Regions from separate parts of the Mus musculus genome. Here region 2 is linked to region 1. Evidence: chromatin contacts called from ENCODE POLR2A ChIA-PET data. All regions are on one chromosome and are shown on one strand. Each heading gives the region's core, a stretch centred on a gene start or an enhancer-like site at or near the end of the contact. The rest is flanking DNA. Distances are from core to core; before and after follow the strand shown.

Evidence for each region. ChIA-PET counts read pairs that join two places held with the same protein, here RNA polymerase II (POLR2A).
Region 2: POLR2A ChIA-PET joins it to region 1 with 13 read pairs in embryonic stem cell. The contact joins the promoter of Pigs here to the promoter of Proca1 in region 1. POLR2A ChIA-PET finds 5 or more read pairs at or near these places in 4 of 5 experiments (Patski and embryonic stem cell).

What each region holds. Positions count from the first base shown.
Region 1 is chr11:78,192,657-78,196,786 of GRCm38, reverse strand. It overlaps Proca1 (protein interacting with cyclin A1), which reads right to left and starts at 2,085. Exons shown (of 4, transcript NM_001368876.1): 1 at 1,833-2,085. The coding sequence starts at 1,914.
Region 2 is chr11:78,326,670-78,330,799 of GRCm38, reverse strand. Pigs (phosphatidylinositol glycan anchor biosynthesis, class S) reads right to left here and starts at 2,378. Exons shown (of 12, transcript NM_201406.1): 1 at 2,292-2,378; 2 at 1,929-2,068; 3 at 1,714-1,825. The coding sequence starts at 2,325. It overlaps Aldoc (aldolase C, fructose-bisphosphate), which reads right to left. Exons shown (of 9, transcript NM_001303423.1): 9 at 3,019-4,130.

The sequences.
Region 1 (4,130 bases), core at 836-3,335:
ATATATTTATTTTCGAGACTATCTCACAAAGCCATAGGCTGGCCTAGAATTCCTCATATAGCCCAAGGCTGGCCTTGAATTTATGGTAAATCCTGCCTTAGCCTCCCAAGTACAGGAATGACTGACATGAGCCATTCTGCTTACTTTATTTATTTTGACTGGGGCTGTTTTGGAGGAAGTGTCTAGGAGTCAGCTCCAGGGCCTCACACACGCTAAGCAAGCACTCTTACATGTAAGCTGGAAGCCCAGCTCCTAGCACTCCTGTGAGCTGTAATGGGGGAGATAATCTCCCAGGATATACACTTTCACAATGCTGGACCCTACGGTGGGCTTTTAAAGTATGACTTTGATTCTAAATTGTTTATTGAGGGACCCTGACCCAGAGTGACTAAGTAATTTGCTCAGGATGAAAGGTGACAGCAGAGGCAGAAAAGCTGGTCTTCTTGGCTCCCAAGCCAGTGTGCCTTGCTGGCTAAGGAGACACATATCCTAAGCTAAGTACCCTATGCCACAGCTCCAAGGCCAAGCCCTGAAACTAGATTCAGCTCCTGCCTTATCCAGTTGTCACCCCCAAAACATTTGCTTTTAATCCCCACCTTGCGGATTCCTCACTTCTGATTTCCTTTCTTTGATCTTGATGCAGGGCCTCCCCTGTGGCGCTCAAATCCTAAAGCTATTCCAGTAAAGGCCTGTGCCTAGGCCAGGCTCAAACTGCACTGGACTCCTTTCCTCCTGTCACTCTAGCAGGCTTTATGCAAGGCTGAAGCCTGTTTGCCTTCCACTAATACTCCTAATAGATGTTGACAACATCAGCTGTTTGGGAGGGAAAACAGGAAGGATCAACGAGAAGTGGGATTTGGAGAGATAGTCTGCCTCTTTGTCCAAAGAGGACAGAGGGGAGCGGTGATCAAGGCAGTCGGTCCAGAGCTCCTGTGGCAGAATGAAGATGGTAATAGCTTGAAAGGAAGAGAAAAGCATGTGGTCTCTTCGTTGGGACAGGTAGCAGGGACCTAACTCAAAATGCACATTTATTTGTAGAGGATCCTCCTTATCCTGCAAAACCCCTCCCTTCCTTTGAGGCCCAGAGGACAGGCACTAGAGCAGCCAAAAGAATGTGTGTGGAGGGACAAAAAAAAAAAAAAAAAAGCCGGTCAGTGGTGGCGCATGCCTTTAGTCCCAGCACTTGGGAGGCAGAGGCAGGGGGGATTTCTGAGTTCAAGGCCAGCCTGGTCTACAGAGTGAGTTCCAGGACAGCCAAGACTATACAGAGAAACCATGTCCCGAAAAAAAACGAAAAAACAAAACAAAACAAAACAAAAGGTGTGTGGAGGGAAGAAAGAAAGAAAAAGGAAGAGAGAGCGAGAGCGAGAGAGCGCGAGAGAGCGAGCGAGAGAGCGAGAGAGCGAGAGAGCGAGAGAGCGAGAGAGAGAGAGAGAGAGAGAAAGAGAGCGAGCGAGAGAGCGAGAGAGCGAGAGCGAGAGAGAGAGAGAGAGAGAGAGAGAGAGAGAGAGGAGAGTGCAAGAGAGGCCAGTGAGCCCTGTTCTGGGAAATGTCTCCTAGCTAGGCACTTGGAGGTGATTATGATGTCACTTGTGGAATACTCAGACGCTTTCCCACCCTCAAGGTCAATGGAACTGGCCGCCCAGCCCTGGAGCCCAGATGAGCATTGGGCCAAGGGTTCTACCGAACCCTAGCGCCTTTGGGGCGGTAGCCCAGGCCAGAGGTTGCAGCCTAATGCTCAAGAGCTGAGCCTGGGTCGGGAGGAAGCCAAGTCAAGCAAACTTCCAGAGCCACGCCCAGCCACGCCCCCATCCTTCTGCCCCGCCCCTTACCAGTTCTCTCGGTTCTCTCAATTTTGCGGCCAGACCTTTCCTCAGTCCATCTTTTAACCGTTATTGTCGTCCTGACCCACATCGCTGTCAGCCCAGTTCTTCCACAGGACCCTACCTCGCAGAGTTCAACGTTGAACCTCAGCTTGGTCGAGCCCTCGGCCCAGCTGTAAGCTCCAGTCCAGCCCCTAGCTCCGCCTCATGCTTGCCCAACCCCCCGCCCGCCTCCCCCCCTCAGGTCTTCCAGCCCGGGTCTAAGCGTCAGTCGGGTTCTTCATCCGGGATCTCCAGCTCCTTCCAGTCCCTTCGTCACACCCTTAACGCCAGTACGGGCTTTTACCTTTACCTTACAGACCCAGCACTCAGTCCCATACTTAGCACCTTGCTGGTCCCTGCTTCTAGAAAACTCTAGCCCAGAGCCCCGCCCACAACAGTTGCTGGCCCCGCCCCTTCCAAATTCAAGCTCTAGCACCAGGACCGCCACGCCTTCTGGAGGTTAGCCAGGGACCAATCTTCATGAACGTATGTCCTTGCAGGTATCCTGGCTTTGCGTCTCCTTGGTGACAAGTCCCTCCTCCACTGTGTATAGTACACCCTAAAGCCCCCTAACCCCGGATCGCCAGACCCATCCCCCTCAGATCTACCCTTCAGATTTCCTCCCAATCCCTAGGCCCCACAGTGCCCTATTTTCCTGTTGAGAAAGTAAGGTGACTTACATTCGTGGTAACTCCATCCCAGTAGGAAACCTTCACGTTGCTCAAACACAGCGTCCACACTTCACTCGTATATCACACACGATGACGCCAAAAGTCTACACAGATCTAACATAAGAAGTACATGTGTGCGGGGTGGTGGTGGCGCACGCCTTTAATCCCAGCAACTCGGGAGGCAGAGGCAGGCTGATTTCTGAGTTCGAGGCCAGCCTGGTCTACAGAGAGAGTTCCAGGACAGCCAGGGCTACACAGAGAAACCCAGTCTCGAAAAACAAAAACAAAACAAAACAAAAAAGTATATGTGCAACTGTCCTATACATGCACCTCATGGGACTACACATTCGGGCAGGCCCCTGGGAGAACTGAGTATTGAGGTGACTTCTCACATGCACACTGGGTTAACCAACTCTGTACAAGACGATGTGAATGAATGAGAGCTGCTTCACAGATATCCCTCACGTCACATCTCTCAGTTTACCTCCAATCAGCTTCCAAAGCCAGAATAGGTGTACCTCAAAAAGCAGAGGATAGGCTGGCCATGGTGATGTTTGCCTTTAATCCACACACTTGCAGGTAGATCTCTGAGTTCGAGGCCAGCTTGATTTTCATCGTGAGCTCCAGGAGAGCCAAGATCAGGACTCAAAAAAAAAAAAGAGGGGGGGGGGTAGGGGAGAAAGCCGGATGTGGTGGCATGGGCCTGTGTGCCTTTGTTGGGAGGCAGAGGCAGGCAGATCTCTGAGTTTCAGGTCACCTGGGGCTGACCATGAAACCCTGTTTCAAAAATAAATAAATATAACCCCCTAGTAGTAAGGGTGGATTACTTCCTTAGAGTTGCTGGTCAGGGAAGCCTCTAGAACAATAGGGCTATTTACCACTGCTGTCAGCAACATTCCAAAACTGAATGGTAAGACCCTGTTGTTAATGATGTCATATGTGTTGGTTACAGGACTTGGGACTGAGCCAGAAGTGTCTGTACCAGTGGCCTGGCTCCTGTAGTACAGAAAGTGCAGTGAAGGATTTCTGGGGAGGATCATAACCCAAAGTCCTATTCAGAATTCTGAGTGTTTCATGATAGAAAGGTCACACAGCCGGTTCTGCAGGGAGATCAAACATTCTCCCCTTCAGGAAAGTTCCTTAAGCTCAGGAAGTAAACAACTCAAAGGCTTCAGGAAATCCCTGAAACTGAGCAGGTGTACTAGACCCCTTCTCCCCCAAGCATATTTAAGCAGTCAGGACTGCTTGAGAGACACTCTCAGACAAGCTGAGCTGGCTGGAAGCCCCTCTGATCTGCCCAGTTGTCCGCAGGCTGTGCAGTGTGCTCCTCATTTCCAGCTTTCATAAACTGTCACTCATACTGGAGTGGCTTTCGGTGATGCAGCCGTCTTTGAGTCATTTCTGCTTCTGTACGCAGCCCCTCACCCATATCCCTGTAAGTAACCCAATTAAACTCATTGCTTCTCCAAGTTGGACTTAGATATGTATCCTTTAGTCTACCATCAGTTCTCTATCTGGGACAAATAGATTGTCTCTCTAGGGACACAGTCACACAATACTTAGGTACATGGTAATTTTGAGGTCAGGCTGGCCT
Region 2 (4,130 bases), core at 1,129-3,628, 130 kb before region 1:
GATCCACCTGCCTCTGCCTCCTGAGATCTGGGATTGAAAGAATGCACCACCATACTCCACCAGACAGGTGGCTAAAGTGATTTAAAGAGTGAGCTAGAAAGGAATCGTTCTAAACACCAGGGGCTGCTGCTTCAAAAAACAAAGGGTGCTTGAAGGAGTGCCGGGGAAGCTGTGTCCTGTTAGCAGCTGCTGCTGAGAAGCAAGCGAGGGAATTATAAAAGGTCCTTGATGACTCTCAAATTGTTATTTTAATTCTAGAACCAAAGATCACATTCTAACATCAAAAAAAAAAAAAAAAAATTGCATACACTAGCAAGCCTTTGTTGCAAGGACGGTGATATAGCTGTCCCTTGTGAGACTAGGCCGGGGCCTAGCAAACACAGAAGTGGATGCTCACAGTCAACTATTGGATGGATCACAGGGCCCCCAATGGAGGAGCTAGAGAAAGTATCCAAGGAGCTAAAGAGATCTGCAACCCTATCGGAGGAACAACATTATGAACTAACCAGTACCCCAGAGCTCTTGACTCTAGCTGCATATGTATCAAAAGATGACCTAGTCGGCCATCACTGGAAAGAGAGGCCCATTGGTCAGGCAAACGTTATATGCCCCAGTACAGGGGAATGCCAGGGCCAAAAAATGGGAATGGGCGGGTAGGGGAGTAGGGGGGGGGTACTTTTGGGATAGCATTGGAAATGTAATTGAAGAAAATACGTAATTTAAAATAAAAAAAAAAAAAGAACACATGAAACCGAAATAAAACCTAAATCATTTAGTAAAAAAAAAAAAAAAATACTGATGAAAAAACAAAACTGAACATGAGATTATGCATCCAATAAAGATCAGAGTCCTTGCCAGGTGTGGTGCAAGTCTGGTCTACACAGCAAGACCCAGGACAGCCAGGGCTACCCAAAGAAACCCTGTCTCAAAAAGCCAGAAACACCCAACCTCAAAAATCACATTGCCCAAGCCCTTCTGCACCTTTTTCTACTCCCCGGCAGGTGAGAATGGAGTTCAGGCTCTCCCGTGACTCCACCACGAGACCAAACCTCCTGCCTTACAGTATTTTGCTAGTTTCTTTCTTTCTGATGTTAACTATAAACATCTTTAAAATATTACCAATTTATTATTCACCCTCAAGTTCTTGGTACCTAACAAAGTGCCTAACAATACAGTGTGTGATGTTAAAATGACAAAGGTCTGAATACACATCCGATGTAACTTCAAACTCCCGTTTTCTTTCAGCTACAACCTGCTTTCCCTATGCACTGATGGGTATCAATTGCTAAGGATAAGGTGGCATAATTTACCGTATGACATAAATCACTGTCATAAGGACAGGCACTGTACTTTAGACTAACACAAACCCCCAAGTGAACATTCCAAAGGAGATCTCTTTTCTTAGGATTTGGGGGAAGCAGGCGGATGGCTCTTGATACCAAGCCTGATGACCTGAGTTGGATCCCCAAGACCAGGACCCATATGGTGGGAGGAGAAATGACTTTCGCAAGTGATCCTCTGACCTCCACAAGATGCTCCACAGCACAGACATCCACACAAACATACATGTGCGCGCGCACACTAAGTAAATGTAATAAAACATTTTAAAGTAAGTTATGAGTCGCCCTCGCCCCTCCTATGCATTCCAACTCTGGGTTTTGGGCCTGGCTCAGATGGAAAAAGCAGCCCTGACACCTCTTCATGGGAACTCACATTTCAGAGGGATCTCTCGCTCATGCACAACGGTGAAAGGTAGCTTCTCTTGGTCGTCCAGGGGCACAGAGTCCCGAGTAAACACAACTGTGACTGGCACCATGAGCCGGAGCTGCGCGAGGGATGAGGGGCATCGGGGTCTTTAGCAATGTCTGCACCTTACAGCTGGGCTGCCCCCCGGTCCCCCAGCCCCGGTTCTCCCCACCCAGTCTCACCAGCAGAGCATTCAGCCCACTGATGTCTGAGTAAGGCAATGGGGCCCGGTAAGTCTCCGTCGTCTTCCACCAGAGCGGCAGTCCCAGAAGGATGGCCACCGCGGCGAAGAAAAGCGCGGAACGCTTGCCCCGGACCACCTCTGAGGGCACAGAGGGCCGACTAAGACGCGGGAACTAGGGTGCGATGCCCGCCACACCGGGATCGTGGAGGAGTGCGGGCGGCCGGGAACCCCGAGCAAGCCGCTCCCGCGTGGCGGACCCCCAACCCCAGGCTGGAGGGAGCTGTCAGGCTTCTCGCGCCCCACCCACACATTCTGCCCGCGAGACCTCCCCACTGCGCCCTCCACCTGAAATCCACCGCACCTAGGTCCGTGGCCGCAGCTCCTGCGGCCGCCATGGTCCCTTCCGGCTGCCCAGGTCGCCGATGGGGCGGGGCCTCATGAGCTTTCTCCAATCGGAAACTCCAGAATGAGGGGGCGGGACCACGGTGCGCGACCGCTGCCAATCACGAGCAACACTGCTGACGCACGCCAGTGCGCAGGCGGAGCCCGTGAGAGGGTACGCGCTCGGCTACACTTTCAATCTGACCCTGGCTTTTCATTGAGTGCACCTGGTACTGTTTAGCTCTACAACGCCAGTTTAGAGAAGGCGATAATCTCCATGTAGCCCAGGCTGGCCTCGGACTCTGGGCCCTCTCCAATGCAGGGGATTACATGCACCACCACGTTCAGCGGAAGGGGAATATTTACTTAAATGAAGTCGAGCTTATCAAGAACCTGACTCCCGAAAAGTTTTCTAATGTCATTTCTTTTTTTTTTTTTTCTTCTTTTAAAGATTTATTTATTTATTATATGTGAGTACACTGTAGCTGTCTTCAGACGTACCAGAAGAGGGCATCAGATCTCTGTTACAGGTGGTTGTGAGCCACCATGTGGTTGCTGGGATTTGAACTTCGGACCTTTGGAAGAGCAGTCGGGTGCTCTTACCCCCTGCGCCATCTCACCAGCCCCTAATGTCATTTCTAACATAGGTCTTTTCTTCAGAGCACCAGCTCTTCAAAGCTTAAAGATAAAACTGACAAAACGGTAACTTTTTAGCATGGTTGGCTACTATGTGATTAATTTTATTTTAGTTAATGTTGAGACAGATCTCCCTATACGATCCAGAGGGTTAAAGTGATCCTGTCCCTAATGTCTGATACCTCAGCCTCCCAACTAGCCGAGACTATAGACTAGGATTTAAAAATCGATTCCAATTCGAGCGATTGAGGATGCTTCATTGAAAAATTCCTGAGCACAGCCTCTATATAGTAATGCCTGCTGTTCGAATCCTAAATAGCCTCTCAGCCTCTCTTTGAAGCCTGTTTCCTCCTATGAAAAGTACAATGGTACCTACTTTACAGAGCTGTGTTAATGCATATAATAATGGTTAGAAGAACAGTGCCTGGCAGAAGCATATGGAAATTGCTGAGTTAGCTGCTTTGATTATAAGGTCAGGCCACACAGAGCAGAACATCAATGACTTTTCCAGTGCACATCTGTCTAGTGTCACCCTACCTCACACTCTAGCCCAGGGGTAATCATTCACCACAAAGCCCTATCAGTTCTAACAAGTCCAGAACCCTCCGATGAATCCCTTCTCTACATGGAAGTGGGTCATAGCCCTTGGCAAGCTTCTAGACACTCAGCTCTGTAGCCCCGAGGCTTGGAAGGTTTCCTTATTGGAAAAGACCTAAGTGCACATTCTTCAGAGATGGAGGAGAACTGGCCCACTCTGATCCCTGCTTGTCCCCTTTGAGCCTTGCACAAAATGGAGTTTCTCATCCTGCTGGATCCTTTAATGTGTCAGTCCCTGGAAGACCTGTACCCTCCTCTCCACCCCCAGGCCCTCTAACAACAACTCCAGCTTTGGAAATCAGCAGGTAGGAGCCTGAGCTAGGGATGGTGAGCCAGGTGAACCCTTCCTCCACAAAACTTGAAGCTCAGGAAAACTCAGATCTCACCTCACCACCACCACCACAATCAGAGGGGCTCTGAGATAGGATCAGCAAGAGGTCGCACACATGGAGGTAGACTTTGGTATGTGCAACAGACAGACAGACAGAGCGGTGTGCTGTGTTTTGCTCTCATTTATTTGCTATGTACTCAGAGCATAAGGAGCACGAGTCAGGGCTGGAGTTCACGTCCCCCTGATCCCAAGAGA